Regions from separate parts of the Homo sapiens genome. Here all the other regions are linked to region 3. A link is a loop called in an ENCODE intact Hi-C map of the cell type or tissue named here. Cell type or tissue: dorsolateral prefrontal cortex. All regions are shown on one strand. Links, peaks and the distances in the headings refer to the core of each region. The heading gives the core; the rest is flanking DNA. Region 1 overlaps MLLT1 (MLLT1 super elongation complex subunit). Region 2 has its middle 20 kb from the start of MLLT1. Region 3 overlaps MLLT1 (MLLT1 super elongation complex subunit). Region 4 has its middle 6.8 kb from the start of CLPP.

The links. Peaks named below come from ENCODE experiments on the same cell type or tissue, not always from the same donor. Only the 100,000 strongest peaks of a DNase experiment are listed, where the experiment ranks them.
Region 1: a loop joins it to region 3, with 3 times the contacts of the local background. A loop is called at or near these places in 57 of 110 quality-filtered maps.
Region 2: a loop joins it to region 3, with 6 times the contacts of the local background. A loop is called at or near these places in 86 of 110 quality-filtered maps.
Region 4: it touches region 3 in a loop (4-fold over the local background); 13 of 110 quality-filtered maps call a loop at or near these places.

The regions. Positions count from the first base shown.
Region 1 is chr19:6,270,712-6,274,711 of GRCh38, forward strand. MLLT1 (MLLT1 super elongation complex subunit) reads right to left here. Exons shown (of 12, transcript NM_005934.4): 2 at 1-48. Among named protein-coding and RNA genes, the nearest start is that of MLLT1, 7.3 kb to the right of the region's middle. RefSeq lists an enhancer at 2,385-2,984. In dorsolateral prefrontal cortex, for the core only: a CTCF peak has its summit at 1,571; DNase peaks (open chromatin) are centred at 1,150, 1,590 and 3,210; H3K4me3 peaks cover 3,050 bases; H3K27ac peaks cover 4,000 bases.
Region 2 is chr19:6,297,785-6,302,682 of GRCh38, forward strand. No RefSeq gene overlaps it. Among named protein-coding and RNA genes, the nearest start is that of MLLT1, 20 kb to the left of the region's middle. In dorsolateral prefrontal cortex, for the core only: a CTCF peak has its summit at 2,177 (motif pointing left); a DNase peak (open chromatin) is centred at 2,197.
Region 3 is chr19:6,216,452-6,220,451 of GRCh38, forward strand. It overlaps MLLT1 (MLLT1 super elongation complex subunit), which reads right to left. Exons shown (of 12, transcript NM_005934.4): 7 at 1,503-1,590; 8 at 1-62. Among named protein-coding and RNA genes, the nearest start is that of MLLT1, 62 kb to the right of the region's middle. RefSeq lists an enhancer at 291-1,205. In dorsolateral prefrontal cortex, for the core only: CTCF peaks have their summits at 2,216 (motif pointing right) and 2,418; a DNase peak (open chromatin) is centred at 2,220; H3K4me3 peaks cover 237 bases; H3K27ac peaks cover 3,107 bases.
Region 4 is chr19:6,352,256-6,357,153 of GRCh38, forward strand. It overlaps a transcript of ACER1 not described here. Among named protein-coding and RNA genes, the nearest start is that of CLPP, 6.8 kb to the right of the region's middle. In dorsolateral prefrontal cortex, for the core only: CTCF peaks have their summits at 2,003 (motif pointing left) and 2,202; no DNase peak of the experiment used is centred there.

The DNA.
Region 1 (4,000 bases), core at 1-4,000, 54 kb after region 3:
GCGCAGTTGGGCGCGATGCCCCAGCTCTAACCTCACCTGGACGGTGCACTGGAGGAGAGAGAGGTGGGGAGATGAAGTCAGCACACGCCTCCAAGCAGGGGACTGTCCCCTTACCCACAGAGAACTTTCGATAAAGACCCCCAGCAGTGCAATACGCTCTCAACCCAGTGAGCAGCACACAGACGGCTTCCTATCGCGCCAGCACCTTGCCGCAGACGTCCCGTGCCTTCTCCCCTCCGTACTCCCACACAGACCCCGTGTCTCCTCTCATCCACCGCCTCATCCTCAATTCCACCCGCACAGCCTCCTCACCGGTCCCCAGCTCAGCCCAGCTCACTCCTGCCTCGGGGCCACCACACTGGCCTAGGATCCTCTGCTCCTGAGACTTCCCACACTGGCGCCTCTTGTCACTGGGCTCTCAGCTTGACTGTCCCTCTGCAGGGAAGCCTCCCCTGACCACCGATCCAAAAGCATCCACCACCGCTCCCATCACTCTATCATAGAGGATGCTCTTCCGAGCACTTTCACTATCAAAAGTCATCTTGCTGATGGCTGTCGGTGTCTCTGCCACCTAAGCTTGTTGACTCCAGCATTTTCATTCCCAAGCACGCATCACAGCGCCTCCCGGAGGCCCCTCTCCTTTCCCTAAGTCATCAGCTACAACACTGGCTTTCAGTTTCAAAAGCAGAATGGGAGGTTCCCAAGAAGAAGGCAGAGGCCAGCCTGCGGCCCCCTGGTGACCGGTCCCAGGTGGACCCGTGGCCTGGGCAGCCCAGCTCCCTCCGCTGAGCACATGTCGTGTCTGACACTTTGCTCTGAAATACAAGGCAGCTCAGGCCAGTTCCATGCCACTGAACACAAAGTTGCATGCCTTCAAAGCACTCTTCATACCTAGGTTGGCCAAAACCACCAACAGGGAACCTACAGTAAATATCCACCCTGCTTTGTAAAAACCTCCCCAGACTTTTCACAGATACGGCCCTGACACCCGCTATCAAATACAAGAATGTTACAAAATAAAGCAGCAGCCAAGCGCACACTTGCTTCTAAGTGCTGAGATAGCCGGGAGCCAGCCAGACCATGGCCTGAGTCCCACACCCTCCCCTGACAGAGCCGCCCTCCCGGGCCCCAGACCAGACAGCTCCCATCTGCGCCTTTCCACGCCATCGCTCGGCAACTGGCCAGGTGTGTCCCAGTGGCTGCAATCCCTCCAGTACCTGTCTCTTCTTTGGCATTTCGAGGCCCCGTTCAGACCCCGCCACCTGGCTGAGTGCCCCGGCGCCTGGCCGGCTTCCCTCCCTCTCCGTCCCCCTCTGAGCTCTCAGTTGTCACGCGATGGAGCCGCTGGGGCAGGCAGATCCTATCGCCCCCACCCCCGCCCGCCATGTTAAAGCTTTCCACGGCTTGTCACTCCCTCAGAAGGAAGCCCGAGCCCCGCGCACGTCTTCCACGCGTGTATTTCCTCAAGTCTGAGACGCTCGTCTCTTTTCATGTCCTAACCCTTTTGAAGTCAGAGTCCAGCCTGCACACAGGCGCACACGTGCACACACAGACACAGAAGCTGCTCCTGAGTTGGTGGCGCTGTCCTGGTATCTCAGAGTCCCAGAACTGAGGAAATGCAGGAAACGCGCACATTCCAGCTCAATCCTACAGCCAGCCCCAGACACACCAGGAACAGCCACCCTATCTCTCTTCATCTCTTCTAGTGCCGCAGCCTGGGTGCCCTAAGCTCGTTTCAAAACCCTACTCATCTCAAGTCCTGGCTCACACGCTGCCCTGTCCAGGGCCCTTTCTGGTAGCCACGCTGGAGACCAACCTTGAGTCCCCACAGAAGCCTGTGGACAGCTCCACGGGAGCCCCTTCATCCCATCCCCCGCTCCTGGGTTGCTGACGCAGCCCCCAGGGCCCCTGTGAACTCTCTGAGAGCAGGGACTACATCTTGTTCGTCCTCTTAGCCTCTATCTTGAAACCACGGGACAGGAGGCCTGGACGATGCTGGATTAATTAAACCAGAGAGCCTCTCAGGTCAGGGAGTTCTAAATGCTGCTTTTGGAGACGGCAGGGCCATGGTGGCAGATAAGGACAGGCCAGTTCCAGCATGTGGAAGAACTGGCCAGAGAGGCTGAGGGTCTGTGCGCACAGCAAGCCAGGTATAAGAAATGAGGCGGAGGCGTGCAATTTCTATTTGGCAACTTAAAAAGTAAACTGAAACATGTACATGATACAGATGTACAATTTTTATTTGTCAACTAAAAATTAATTTTTAAAAGGAAAGGGGGCAGAGGGGATTCCCTTGGCTCAGGACGACTGTCCCTCTGGAGTTCCCTGGGAAAAGAGGGCAGGGACTCCCTAGGGACCAGGCACACTGCAGGGGGTGCCTGGGATCAGGCCGGAGACAAAAGAAATAACCCGTCGTCATAAGTGGCTGACAGATATGGGAAACGGTCTCGGAGTCAAAAGCCCCCGGCCCTCTGTGTAAGGCCTGGGGTGCAGGCAGAAAAGGGCGAATGGCAAACTAACAGCAACCCCAGCCCATGAGGAGGCAACCAGAAGGAGTGGCTGGAAAAAGGGGTGAACACAGCCCAAAGCCACAGAACTGACAGGACCCGAGGGTGGAGGACATTCAGGTAACCCCAAGATCCGGGCAGCAGGGACATTCACGACCCCAGTGTGGGAAGAAAGTGGGGATGGACGGAAGATCAGGCGCACTCATAAACCCCCGGCGCTGCGGATTCATGAGGATCTCAGGTAAAAGTACCCCCACCAAACACACGAGGTGAGGGCTGAGCACCGGCATGGCAATACTCAGGCCAAGCACGAGTGTCTGCCTGAACACCACCGCATTCCAACAAACCCAAAACAACACTGACATTAGCCCCGAGCGGCCATGACCACCCTCTATGCTTACACGCCTGCGCCTCTGCCTTTTTCGCTAGAAAACAGGAAGGCAACCCCTGTCCCGCTGGGAGCATTACAGGTGAAAACTAAATGTACATATACATCATGGGAACAGCACCAGGATGCGGGAGAACGACCCCTGCTTCTGTGGAGCTGACTCCCACACAATGACAGTGTCTCCTCGGAATCGCTTATTCACTGACCCGGCCACTCAGACCTCGGCCGACTTCCCGGCATTTCTGATGACAGGGAGTTCCTACCCAGGGCACGCAGGCGGCAGAGCAGTTATTGTGAAAGAGTGAAAGACCGCGGTTCCACTGGAGAGGGGGAGGATGGAAGCACCAGAACTCCACCGCAGTGGCCAAAGTAAACAGGAAGGTTCCGAGGCAGCGATGGGTAATCTTTGCAGCCGGCAGGCCGGGCCCAAAGTGCTGCCCAGGCGACACTGATGCCCTGGGGGCTGGCGCCAACTTGAGCCTCAACACCCACTGTTAAGGACACACCCCAGACTTGGCCAACAGATGCGAAGTTCGGGTGCCCGGCCTGCTGCACCCAGGGGACTGTGGAGCGCTGAGGGGGGCACTCCCCGGAAGGGTGGAATAACAGAGTCTCTGCTGTTGTAGTAAAAAAGGAATCACAGATTCAGTAAGACGCTCAAGCCACGTCAACGGGAGGCAAGAAGTGGAGCCCCGGCCAACGCGTTTGACTTGTCAGGTCATGATAATTTATTAGCACAGCTAAGCCAATTCCATAGCCAAGGGTAACCACCCCCCTTCCCCCACACCACCTGGACTCTTTCCTTGGCCATTAGGACCAAAGAATTGAAGCTAATCAATTAGCTGTCTCTCTAGGAAGGGTGCCTGGCTGCAGAGGTTAAGTGACAGGCTCTCCAGAATGTCTTAGAGTGAATAATCTGATTGGTCAGTGGCTCTCCCCCAACTTTATCCCAGCAAGTTCCTTCAAGGCACCAGGAATGCCTGCTGCTGGGAGGCCACTTTTTTGGAACCTCTGGAATAGACGGCTGGAAATGAGCCGGGGGGCTGTGGTCTCAGGGATTTCCACTTCCCTGCACCTCTGGGACCACCCTGACACCCACTCCCCA
Region 2 (4,898 bases), core at 458-4,457, 82 kb after region 3:
CCCTTGGCATCTATAGCCTCATCACCACGAACAGCAGCAGGAGGCAGACAGGTTCCTGGGTGGAAGGGGGTGGATCCCCGGTGAGGTCCCACCTTCAAGCCAGGGAGGCCCTGAAGCCTGGGGGCCAGGCTGCCAGTCCCACAGACCAGAGTGGGAACTTGTGGTGCCTTTTCCAGGCTGCCCATGGACCAATCAGCATGGACTTCCTCCCCTCTGAGGCCCATCAAAGCCCTGGGCTCAGCCATAGCTAGACAGATATAGGGATGACCAGCTGCAAAGAGAAGCAACCCACTCCAGGGCCTCCTCTCTGCTGAGAGCTGAGCACTTGACATGACGACTAGCTACAGAGAGGATCTACCCACTCCAGGGCCTTTTTTTTTTTTTTTCTGAGCTATTCTGTTGCTCAATAAAGCTCCTCTTCACCTTGCTCACCCTCCACTTGTCCGTGTACCTCATTCTTCTTGGGCGCAGGACAAGAGCTTGGGACCTGCCGAATGGCAGGACTGGAAGAGCTATAACACAAACAGGGCTGAAACACGCCCCTTGCTTGCCGTGTTGATGGTAATGAGAAGGAGAGAAGAGCTCCAGCCCTTCAGAAAGCCTAGACCTGGGAGCTCCCTGAGCCAGGGCAGTGACTCCCTCTTTGAGGCCCAGCATGAAGCTTGGAGTCTCCAAGCTTCTGGGCTCCACCATGGTCCCTGGTGGCAGCCATGGACGCTACTTGTGGTGCACCTGGCCAAGCCGCAGCCTTGCAGAGAGCCAGTGCCCATGCCGGCACCTGGAGCTGCTCACCCTGCTGCAGCAGCCGGTGTGTCTGACTGTGCACAGGGGCTAGACCCCATGCTTGCTTGAACACACACCCCTTGCCACTCCACACCTGGCACACCCTTGGCAGGTGTGGGATCCAGGCTGGTAGCAAGAGCCGAGTGTAGCCTGCCAGGTCAAGTGGGCAGAATGAGCCCAGTGGGCCTGAGCAAAACTCAGGCAAAGATGCCACCAGCCACAGAGGTTTACAGCCAGAAAAGTGACACCATCCCAAGAATTCTGCAATGGCACCACTGCACTCCAGGCTGGGTAATAGAGCAAGACCTTGTATCTATGAACCCTGAAGACATTATGCTAAGTGAAATAAGCCAGACACAAAAGGACAAATCCTGTGTGATTCCACTCCTCTCCTAGGAGTCAACAGAGGTCCCTCAAGTCAACAGATTCATAGAAACAGAAAATAGGCTGGTGGATGCCAGGAGCAGGGGAGGGTGCTGGGGAGTGAGTGTTTCATGGGGACAGTTTCATGCTGGGAAGATGAGAAAGTTCTGGAGATGGATGAAAGAAAGTCAAATGCTATACATTCTCACTTATAAGTGGTATCTAAATAATGTGTACACATGGGTGTAGAGTGTAGAATGATAGACATTGGGTGGGCGGGGGGGGTGGATGGAAGGAGAGAAAGTGATGAAAAATTGTATAACAGATACAAAGTATATTATTCAGGTGATGGATACACGAAAAGCCAAGACCACCATTATGCAATATATGCATGTGACAAACTGTACTTGTAGCCCTTCAACTTTTTAGATTTTTTTTTTTTTTTGAGACGGAGTCTCGCTCTGTCACCCAGGCTGGAGTGCAGTGGCGCGATCTCGGCTCACTGCAAGCTCCACCTCCCAGGTTCACGCCATTGTCTTGCCTCAGCTTCCCGAGTAGCTGGAACTACAGGCGCCCGCCACTACGCCCAGCTAATTTTTTGTATTTTTAGTAGAGATGGGGTTTCACCATGTTAGCCAGAATGGTCTTGATCTCCTGACCTCGTGATCCTCCCGCCTCGGCCTCCCAAAGTGCTGGGATTACAGGCGTGAGCCACCACGCCCAGCCTAGATTTTTAAATCTAGTCACCCAGGCTAGAGTGCAATGGCGCAATCATAGCTCACTGCAGCCTCAACCTCCCGGGCTCAAGCAATCCTCCCACCTCAGCCTCCCCAGTAGCTGGGACCACAGGCATGTGCCACCACATCCAGCTAATTTTTAAAATTTTTTTTTGTAGAGATAGGGTCTCCCTATGTTGCCCAGGCTGGTCTTGAACTCCAAAGAAAGTAACATTTTGGATGTTCTGGTCTTGCTTTTGGTCCATAACGGAACTGTTACTGTTAATACGTTAAGTCTCTACCGCCCTCTAGTGGTTCACTTTATTTGCACCCCGGGAACAACGTTGAGTGTTCCCTTTTTATTTTGCCTAGTAGACGGTCCAGCCCTCTTTTGGGTACTTTTTGGAATTCCTTTTGGCCTCCAACCTGTTTCCTGTAAGCTCCCAGTTTGCTGCCTGCCACAAAAGTACACACACAGCCACCTGTTGCAATACACATACATAAGTATATATTTTTTTGAGATGGAGTCTGGCTCTGTCGCCCAGTCTGGAGTGCAGTGGTGTGATCTCGGCTCACTGCAACCTCCGCCTCCTGGGTTCAAGCGATTCTCCTGCCTCAGCCTCCCGAGTAGCTGGGATTACAGGTGCCCACCACCATGCCCGGCTAAACTTTGTATTCTTAGTAGAGATGGGGTTTCACCATGTTGGCCAGGCTGGTTTTGCACTCCTAACCTCAGGTGATCCGCCAACCTTGACCTCCCAAAGTGTGGTGAATACAGTTGTGAGCCACTGTGCCTGACCAGTGATTTTCATTTCCCTAACAACAATGATATTGAGCATCTTCATGTGTGCCTGGAGCTGCTATTATTATTATTATTATTATTATTATTATTATTATTATTATTTTGACAGAGTTTTGCTCTTGTCACCCAGGCTGGAATGCAGTGGCGTGATCTCAGCTCACTGCAACCTCTGCCTCCTGGGTTCAAGTGATTCTCCTGCCTCAGCCTCCTGAATAGCTGGGATTACAAGTGTGTGCCACCACACCCGGCTAATTTTTTGTATTTTTAGTGGAGACAGGGTTTCACCATGTTGGCCAGACTGGTCTCGAACTCTTGACCTCAGGTGGTCTGCCCGCTTTGTCCTCCCAAAGTGCTGGGATTATAGGCATAAGCCCACTGCACCCAGCATTTTTTTTTTTGAGACAGTTTCACTCTGTCGTCCAGTTTGGAGGGCAGTGGTACAATCTCAGCTTACTGCAACCTCCGCCAATTGGGTTCAAGCGATTCTTCTGCCCTAGTCTCCCGAGTAGCTGGAATCACAAGTGTGTGACACCATGCCCAGCTAATTTTTTGTATTTTAGTAGAGATGGGGTTTCACTATGTTGCCCAGGCTGGTCTCGAACTCCTTATCTCAGGCAATCTACTCACCTTGGCCTTTCAAAGTGCTAGGATTACAAGCGTGAGCCACTGCTCCAGCCCTTTTTTCTTTTTCTTTTTTTTTTTTTTTTTTCAGACAGGGTCTCACTCTGTCACTCAGGCTGGAGTGCAGTGGTGTGATCATGGCTCACTGCAGCCTCAACCTCCCTGGCTCATGAAGCGATCCTCCTGCCTCAGCCTCCCAAGTAGCTAAGACCACAGGTGTACACCACCATGCTTGGCTAATTCTTAATTTGTTTGTAGAGACAGGTTCTCGCTATGTTGCCCAGGCTGGTCTCAAAAAATCCTCTCACCTCGGTCTCCCAAAACACTGGGATTACAGGCATGAGCCACCAAGCCCAGCCTGTGCTTGGAGCTTTTGAGTTCACTTTTAAACTTGGAAAGAAGGCAGCCTAGCCCTCCTGGTGGCCGCTCCCACCCATGAAGCCAGCCAGAGGGACGAAGAGAGCCTGGCCCTGGTGACATCATTTGAAGCCTGGACCCAGCCAGGTCTGCAGCCTGGGGCTGAACTTCAAAAGTAGATATGCTGGCCAGGCACAGTGGCTCACGCCTATAATCCCAGCACTTTGGGAGGCTGAGGTGGGCAGATCACCTGAGCTCAGGAGTTCCAGATCAGCCTGGGCAACATGGTTAAACCCCACCTCTACTAAAAATACAAAAATTAGCTGGCATGCTTGCATGCACCTGCAGTCCCAGCTACTTAGGAGGCTGAGGCAGAAGAATTGTTTGAACCCAGAAGGTAGAGGTTGCAGTGAGCCGAGATTGTGCCACTGCACTCCAGCCTGGGTGACAGAGCAAGACTCTGTCTCAAATAAACAAACAAAAGTACATATTGCTGATTGTCCGTTTGTGATTTCAGTCAGTTGGGGTTGAATATTTTGTCCTTTTTCACCAACAGACCTTCCTGATTAAGCGGATCACCTGAGGTCAGGAGTTCAAAACCAGCCTGGCCAACATGGTAAAACCCTGTCTCTATTAAAAATACAAAAATTACCCGGGTATGGTGGTGGGTGCCTGTCATCCCAGCTGCTTCGGGGGCTGAGGCATGAGAATTGCTTGAACCCAGGAGGTGGAGGTTGCAGTGAGCCAAGATCGCACCACTGCACTCCAGTCTAGGCAACAGAGATCCTGTCTCAAAAAAAAAAAAAAGTATATATGCTGATTGTCCATTTGTGATTTCAGGCAGTTGGGGTTGAATATTTTGTCCTTTGTCACCAAGAGACCTTCCCTGATGGAGACTAGGATGTGCAAGGGTCATGTAGCTTGTTAGAATTATAGACTGGAGGCTGGGCACGGTGGCTCACGCCTGTAATCCCAGCACTTTGGGAGGCCGAGGCAGGTGGATCACTAGGTCAGTAGATCGAGACCATCTGGCTAACACGGTGAAACCTGTCTCTACTAAAAATACAAAAAATTAGTCGGGCGTGGTGGCGGGCGCCTGTAGTCCCAGCTACATAGGAGGCTGAGGCAGGAGAATAGCGTGAACCCGGGAGGTGGAGCTTGCAGTGAACCGAGATCACGCCACTGCACTCCAGCCTGGGCTACAAAGTGAGATTGCGTCTCAAAAAAAAAAAAAAAAAAAGAGTTACAGACTGGAT
Region 3 (4,000 bases), core at 1-4,000:
CGAAGAGTCGTCCTCGTCGGACTCCTCGGACTGCAGGTCCTCCACCATGGAGCGCAGGGGTCCTGGGGAGGCGGGGCAGGGAGGGAGGGGAGACAAGGGCAGGGCTCCACTGAGCCTCCAGGGCCCCTCGCCCATGAGGCCACGCAGAGCTTCTTGACACTGGTGACCCCCAAATGCACACGCCCGTCCACCTGGGGGTCCCTGTGCCCATCTCTAAGAACTGCCCCCACACCGGCAGCCACCCGCTTCCCCTAGAACGCCCTGGCTCCCCCACCCCTCCCTACCTTCCTGGCCCTGCTCGCAGGCCTCAGGGGACTGGCCGGCAGTGGGCGCGCAGGGCCCCTCCATTGCTGCAGCCGGAGGAGAACCCCTCCTCTGCTCGGGGCACAGAGATCAGAAGCTCTGCCGAGAGCCCAGGGAGGGCGAGGGAGCCACAGCCTGGCTGGGAAGCTGGGCCTGGGGTCACAGATCTCTCTTCCTGCACCCTACGCCGGCCTGCCCACCCCCTCGGTAATCCCCTCTGCTGCTCCCAGTCCACCGTCCTCCCCTTTCTCCAGAGGCACACGGTTCCAGTCCCCTACAGACGGCATCTTGGTTTATATTCCTGTTACCAAGGCAACAGAGGGACACAAAGCCCTCAATTACCTTAGTCACATGATCCCGCTTCAGTAGGTCCCCCTCCCTTCCCGGCAGATAAGAACACTTGGAGCGAGTGTAGGCTTCAAGGGCCCCATCCCCCAGCCCCCTCGGCAACTGCACGGCTGAATTCCAGGCCAGACTCCCTCCACAACCCCGCACACTCCTCTCCCCCAGCCCCCCTGCAAAGGATTCCAGGCCAAGGGGGAAGGAGGCTCTTGTTCCAATCCAGGAGTGGAAACGCTTTTTGCCTGGGAGTGGGTGCTGGGGTCTGGACTGGGGCCGGGGGCTCAGGGCAGCTCTCCCACTGTGTCCTGCAGGCTGCCTGGTCCCCAGGGCCCTCCCCACTCTGGGGCAGGCTGGTGCAGCCAATGGGCCTATGTCCTTTCCCCAAAAAGCCGCCCCTACTCAGGGTGGCCTGCCTGGAGAGGGAGAGGGCACTCCAAACACTCCGGCAGCAGGAGACCCCGGCCGTCCACAGGCAGCCAGTGCCTCGCTGGCCCTGGGGAGCGGGTGGGATGGGCGGAGGAGGTGACGCCGTCCGTCCATGGTCCCCAGCAGCACAGGGAGAGTTCTGGCCATGGGCAGGGCCCTCACCAGAAGCCCCTCACCAGCCTGGCTCCAGGCACGGGGTGCATGCCAACAGCCACCACAAGGAACAGTGCCCCCGGGCCTGACTGGAGGTCTGGTGACTTGTTCCTGCTTTGCTTTTAAATATAGACTCCCCCAGGCCACCAAAACCCTCCATGTACAGATCTGCAGGGCCCAGCCTGTGCAGGCAGTGGACGCTGAGGAATGCCCATGTGGCCTGAGCTCCAGGCCCTCCCCGGCCCCATCCGTGCCCCCCAGCTGCTCTCCATACACACCTTGGCTGTGGTTCTGGGATGGCTCGAAGTCTGAGTCTGAGCTGGAGTCTGAGCTGGAGCTGGAGTTGGACGGGCTTGACTGGGCAGACTTCACCCAATGGTGGGATGGGCAGGGAGGGGAGAAAGGGAGAGCTGTCACCTTTCAGCAGAGACAAAGGGGGCCCCCTGGCAGCAGCTACGCTGAGTGGGTCTCCCCCAGACACCCCTAGGGTCCCAAGGGTACCCACGTGTGCCGCTGAGAACCCACTAAGGAGCCAGCGGCCAGGCCATGCGCAGCCTATAGCCTCCCGTGCCAGCCCTAGGACACCCGTGGATGTCTGGGTTTCCGGTAGCGCCAGGAGACCGTGTGGACCACGTGGGCTCTCCTGTCTACCCAGGCAGGTGCACAGGGTACTGGGAGGGAGGCTGGGGCAGGGGCTTGAAGTCCCACAGGTGGGTGGGCCTTGCCTTCGTCCAAGAGGGCAGGCATTGACTGGTGTCGCAAAAATGTCTGGAACAGGAAAGCTGGGTGTGGACACTTCTTGTTCTGACCCAGTGCTGTCCGGGGCTCAGGGGTGGCAGAGAGCTCTGTATCCCCACCCATTCGCTGCTCCTACCGCCAGCTGCCCAAGACACTGAAGAGCGTGCGTGCACAGGGGACAGAAGCCATGGGCAAGCCCGGCCCCACCCGCCTCCTCCTCCTGCAGCTGTCCTTCCAGGCTCAGCCACCAGGGGGCAGTAAAAGCCACAACAAGGACACAAGGGGTGGGATGCCAGGACAGAGGGTGACAGTGCAGGGCAGGCGTGTATGGGGCAGAGGCGTAGCTCCTGGGTGGACGGGAGGCAGGCACTGCAGACACCTGCACGGGGAGGGGCCCATTGTTCTGGGCCCACATTTCTGCCAATGAGCTCATCCCAAGGGGTGTGCCAGAGGACATGGCGGGCCCAGGGCAGCCCCCTCACCTTGGGGGCCCGTCTGGTGGAACTAGGTGGCTTGAGCCCCTCAGACCAGTCCCCTCCAGGGTCCTCCCTCCATCAGGAGGAGGCAGCTGGTCTGCTGGATTCTGGCAGGGGCCGCTGCAGCCGCCAGCCATGCAAGGGAAGCCGTGAACGGAGTACTGAGCTGGTGGGACTCAGGACCTTGAGTGCCTGGGAGCCCCCGGCCCCTCCCCTAGCATGTGGAGGAGACAGCCTCCACCCTGCAGAAGGGTCCCCACGAAAGCCCAAGGCCTCCCCAAGCAGCAGGTCCAGACTCACCCGTGCCTGAGAGGGAAGAGGGACTTCCCAAGGGTTTACTGCAGCCCAACCCAGCCCCCTCCTGCCCCTCAAACCAGCCCCTGCCAGCGCCCCTTCCCACCAACACATGGCGCTCCCTGATGAATCATCACTGGGAAAGCCTGCCGTGGTGCCCATCAGTCACTGCCCACTCAGGCTACCTGAGTCCCGGACACATACCCCAGAGCGTCCAGGACCCCTGGCTGGGCCTGCCTGGAGCTGGGTGATGCACAGCCTGGACTTCTGTTCTTGGGGGCCAGGGGTGAGTAAGAGGTGACCGAGAGATGGCCTATTTAACCCCAGCCTTCTAACCAGCAGGCCTTGCTACTCAGAACAAGGCCGTCCTATGTCAGCCTCAGTTTTCCCAGCACCGCCAGCTGCCTGCACACCGAGGCCAAGGCTAGTCCTCCCTTGACCTCCGGATGGAATCCCTGGGGCAGAGGGGTGGGCACCAACCTGGAGGGAGGTGGACTGGAGAAGTATCCAAGGTCCTGGCCCCATATCCCATGCACTTTCTCACTAAAGGTGGAGAGGGGGCAGTTCAGGCGGCCAAAGGAGGCTGCACAAGGTCAGCAGGGATGGAAGCAGAGAGGATGCTGAGCCCCGAGAGGCCCCCAAGCCTGTCCTGGCGCCGTGCCAGACAGAGGAAAGCCAGTCAGGCACACGCATCCCCTTTCCTTCCGCCCAAATCCAAGGGGCAGGGAGGAAAAGAATCCGGAAATGGTCTCAGCCAGAAGAGCCCTAAGGTGGTGTGATCAGAAGGGCCACCGGAGCACGCCCGGGGCTCAGAGGGAGGGCGGAGCAGACTGGGTCCACGACTGACTCCAGATCCCCAAGGGCCAGGGAGACCCCAAGGCAGCAGCTGGAGGACGTGGGAGCTCGGCTCGGGGACTCGGCCCAAAGAGTGGCCCTACGAGGGTGGGCGTGGGCCAGACCCCAGCTGGTGCAGATTCTTCCGATGGCCGGTTCTGGTAGCACAGCCACACACAGCCTCTGGGGAGGAGCAGCCCAAGACGGCCAAGGGGAAGCCAAGGGGCCAGTGGTCTGGAAGGCCGATGTGCTTCTTCACCATAGCAGCCTGGGCTTCGGTGAAGCCCCCGGGGGAAGAGGCGTCAGGGACTCTGTGCTGTTGGGGCCTGGGTCTCACTCCCGCACAGACCTCGGGGCGCTAAGCCGCATTGCTCAAAAGCCTCTCAGCACGCGGGGCGCTCTTCTTCGGCCAGGAGGAAGTCCCAAAGCCTCCT
Region 4 (4,898 bases), core at 438-4,437, 140 kb after region 3:
CTTGCTCTGACCAATGGAATGTGGCAGAAGAGCTACCATGTGACTTCCAAGCCAAGCATTTAAGAAGACAAGTAGCTTTTGCTAACTCTCTCTGAAGTCAGTTGCCATATGGGGAATAAAGACCACCATACCATGAGGGAGCCCAAACAGCCATGTGGAGAGAGAGATGACTCACTGGGGCTCCAGATATGTGAGTGGAGAATGTTCCACTTGTGGATATTCCAGCCCCAGAAAATCCTAGCTGAGCCCAGTGCAGATTCTCAAATTATGAGAAATGATAAGCTGTGGTTGTTTCAAACTCCTAAGTTTAGGGGCGGTTTGTTACACAGCACTAACTAACTGAAACACAGGTGTATGAACAACTCTGCCATAAGCTACTTTGGGGTCAAATCTTAGTGCACAGGTGCACACCTTTGATCATTTCCTAAAAACAAATAACTGGAAGTGGGTTCTGTGAATTTGAAATTTGGTGTCAACTTTGTTCCCAGAGAAGCTGTAGCAATGTCCATGAGCCATTCATTGGTGCATCCAGCATTTCATCCACAGCCTCTTCAGCACTGAGAGTTTCCTTTTCTTTTCCTAATTTTCAATTTCTATCATTTCAATAGGCCCATTTGCATTCATTCCAGAGAAGGTAACAGTGATGACAGCTTCTCTCTGATCATGGAGTGATAACCAAAAACCAGTAGGGCAGGTTGATTTGGAGCCAAGAGCCAAAATACTCATTCATTCAGAACTTACTGAGCAAGGTTTGGAGGAATGAAAACAACACATTAAATATTTATGGAGTCCTGGTGTGGTGGCTCACATCTGTAATCCCAGCACCAAGAGGCCGAGGCAGGTGTGAGGATCATTTGAGGCCATGAGTTCAACACCAGCTTGGACAACATAAGAGAAATTCTGTCTCTATAAAAACAGAAACAAAAATTAGCTGGGCGTGGTGGCTTGCGCCTATAGTCTCAGCTGCTTGGCAAGCTAAGGTGGGAGGATTGCTTGAACCCAGGAGGTCAAGGCTGCAGTGAGCCATGTTCACACCACTGTACTCTAGTCTGAGTGACAAGGCAAGACTCTACTTCAAAAAAAAAAGGAGACAAACTCACCTTCAACTCTTTCCCTCTGTTGACATCTCAGCGCTTTGGGAGGCCAAGGTAAGAGGGTTGCTTGACTCCAGGAATTTGAAACCAGCCTGGACAGCATAGTGAGACTCTGCCTCTACAAAATAAAAATAAATAAATAAAGTTGTTTTTCTTCTATTTCAGATCACTATCCACTTTAAGTCGTGGTTCTTGGCTGGGCATGGTGGCTCACACCTGTAATCCCAGCACTTTGGGAGGCAGAGGCAGGTGGATCACCTGAGGTCAGGAGTTCAAGACCAGCTTGACCAACATGCTGAAACCCCATCTCTACTAAAAATACAAAATTAGCCTGGCGTGGTGGCACGTGCATGTAATCCCAGCTACTTGGGAGGCTGAGGCAGGAGAATTGCTTGAACCTGCAAGGGAGAGGTGGCAGTGAGCTCAGATCACACCATTGCACTCCGGCCTAGGCAACAAGAGCGAAACCCCATCTCATAAAATAAAATAAATACAATAAAATAATAAAATAAAATAAAATAAATAAAATAAAATAAAACAGTGGTTCTCAGGCCAGCTGTGATGGCTCACACCTGTAATCTCAGCACTTTGGGAGGCCGAGGTGGGCAAATCACCTGAGGTCAGGAGTTTGAGACCAGCCTGGCCAACACGGTGGAACCCCATCTCTACTAAAAATACAAAAATTAGCCAGGCATGGTGGTTCATGCCTGTAGTCCCAGCTACTCAGGAGTTTGAGGCAGGAGAATCACTTGAACCCAGGAGGTGGAGGCTGCAGTGAGCCAAGATCACACCACTGCACCCCAGCCTGGACAACAGAGCAAGAGACCATCTCAAAAATAAAATAAAATAAAATAAAATAAATAAGTAAATAAATAAATAAATAGTGATTCTCAGCTGGGAGCGACTCTGCCCCCTGGAGGATACTTGGCAATGTCTGAGATACTTTTTACTGTTAGGGGGGCATTTTTTTTAATTGATGGGGGTAGGGGTGGGGGTGCTCCTGTTATCGAGTGGGTGGAGGCCAGAGATGCTGCTCAGCACCCTACAGTGGCCTGGGTGGCCTTTTGTACTTTCAAAGAATTCTCCAACTCAGATTTTCAATCGTGCCAAAGTTGAAAAACCCTACTTTAAGTGAAATGCAATAGAACAGGATCAAATAGAATAGAAAATATCAAAGGACATTGCTCAAATAATAAGTTTCATTTTATAAGACTTTTGTATTTTTGTGTACTCAGACACTATGTAAGATATGTTTCTCCTTGTGAGCCCTAATCAAAAAGGTTTAATGGGCTGAGTGCAGTGGCTCACGCCTGTAATCCCAGCACTTTGGGAGGCCAAGGCAGGAGGATTGCTCAAGCTCAGGAATTTGAGACCAGCCTCAGCAACATATCGATACCTTGTCTCTACAACAAAAACTTTAAAAACAGGAGAAGTGTCACTCCCTCTCCCTCTCCCTCTCCCCCCTCTCCCTTTCCCCACGGTCTCCCTCTCCCTCTCTTTCCACGGTCTCCCACTGATGCCGAGCCGAAGCTGGACTGTACTGCTGCCATCTCGGCTCACTGCAGCCTCCCTGCCTGATTCTCCTGCCTCAGCCTGCCGAGTGCCTGTGATTGCAGGCGCGCGCCACCACGCCTGACTGGTTTTCGTATTTTTTTGGTGGAGACGGGGTTTCGCTGTGTTGGCCGGGCTGGTCTCCAGCTCCTAAGTGCGAGTGATCCGCCAGCCTCGGCCTCCAGAGGTGCCGGGATTGCAGACGGAGTCTGGTTCACTCAGTGCTCAATGGTGCCCAGGCTGGAGTGCAGTGGCGTGATCTCGGCTTGCTACAACCTCCACCTCCCAGCCGCCTGCCTTGGCCTCCCAAAGTGCCGAGATTGCAGCCTCTGCCCGGCCGCCACCCTGTCTGGGAAGTGAGGAGCGTCTCTGCCTGGCCGCCCATCGTCTGGGACGTGAGGAGCCCCTCTGCCTGGCTACCCAGTCTGGAAAGTGAGGAGCGTCTCTGCCTGGCCACCACCCCATCTAGGAAGTGAGGAGCGCCTCTTCCCGGCCGCGACCCCATCTGGGAGGTGAGGAGCGTCTCTGCCCAGCCGCCCCGTCTGAGAAGTGAGGAGACCCTCCGCCTGGCAACCGCCCCATATGAGAAGTGAGGAGCCCCTCTGCCCAGCAGCCACCCCGTCTGGGAAATGAGGAGCGTCTCTGCCCGACAGCCACCCCACCCGGGAGGGAGGTGGGGGTCAGCCCCGCCAGGCCAGCCGCCCCGTCCGGGAGGGAGGTGGGGGGGGTCAGCCCCCCGCCCGGCCAGCCGCCCCGTCCGGGAGGTGAGGGGCGCCTCTGCCCGGCCACCCCTACTGGGAAGTGAGGAGCCCCTCTGCCCGGCCAGCCGCCCCGTCCAGGAGGGAGGTGGGGGGGTCAGCCCCCCACCCGGCCAGCCGCCCCGTCCGGGAGGGAGGTGGGGGGTTCAGCCCCCCGCCCGGCCAGCCGCTCCATCCGGGAGGGAGGTGGGGGGGTCAGCCCCCCGCCCGGCCAGCCGCCTCGGTCCGGGAGGTGAGGGGCGCCTCTGCCCGGCCACCCCTACTGGGAAGTGAGGAGCCCCTCTGCCCAGCCACCACCCCGTCTGGGAGGTGTACCCAATAGCTCATTGAGAACGGGCCATGATGACAATGGCGGTTTGGTGGAATAGAAAGGGGGGAAAGGCGGGGAAAGGATTGAGAAATCGGATGGTTGCCATGTCTGTGTAGAAAGAGGTAGACACGGGAGACTTTTCATTTTGTTCTGTACTAAGAAAAATTCTTCTGCCTTGGGATCCTGTTGATCGGTGACCTTACCCCCAACCCTGTGCTCTCTGAAACATGTGCTGTGTCCACTCAGGGTTAAATGGATTAAGGGCGGTGCAAGATGTGCTTTGTTAAACAGATGCTTGAAGGCAGCATGCTGGTTAAGAGTCATCACCACTCCCTAATCTCAAGTACCCAGGGACACAAACACTGCGGAAGGCCGCAGGGTCCTCTGCCTAGGAAAACCAGAGACCCTTGTTCACTTGTTTATCTGCTGACCCTCCCTCCACTATTGTCCTATGACCCTGCCAAATCCCCCTCTGCGAGAAACACCCAAGAATGATCAATAAAAAAATAAATAAAATAAATAAATAAATAAATAGACTGGACACCCTACTACCCATACCCAGTTTAAGATACAGATTACAACCAACACCGTTAAAGCCCTTTTGCATGCCCTTCTCCATCCCAGCCCCCTCCTAAATTTTGTTTATAATGATCTCGCTTTTCTTCATAATTTTACCTCCAAAATATGCATCTGTAAACAATATGCTGTTTTTGCAAGCTTTTGAACATTATATAAAATAAATCATACTGCATGTAAAAAAAAAAAAAAACTTTAAAAACATTAGCAGGTCCTGTTGGCGTGTGCCTGTGGTCCCAGCTACTTGGTAGACTGAGGTTGGGAGGATTCACCTGAGTCCAGAAGTATGAGGCTGCAGTGAGCTATGCACCAGAGCCAAACAAGATAGCAGAATGTTCTGCAGACAATAGAAAAAGAAACAAATGAATTAATGCAATTGTTTATGATGAAAGTCACACCAAGATGAAAATTAAACAAGGCAAATGTTCTAGAGTGCCTGGGATATTAGCAAAGGTGTTCAGGGAAGGCTTCTCTCAGGGATGACATCTGAGCTGAGACTTTTTTTTTTTTTTTTTTTTGAGATGGAGTCTCGCTCTGTCGCCCAGGCTGGAGTGCAATGGTGTAATCTTGGCTCACTGCAACTTCTGCCTCCCGGGTTCAAGCGATTCT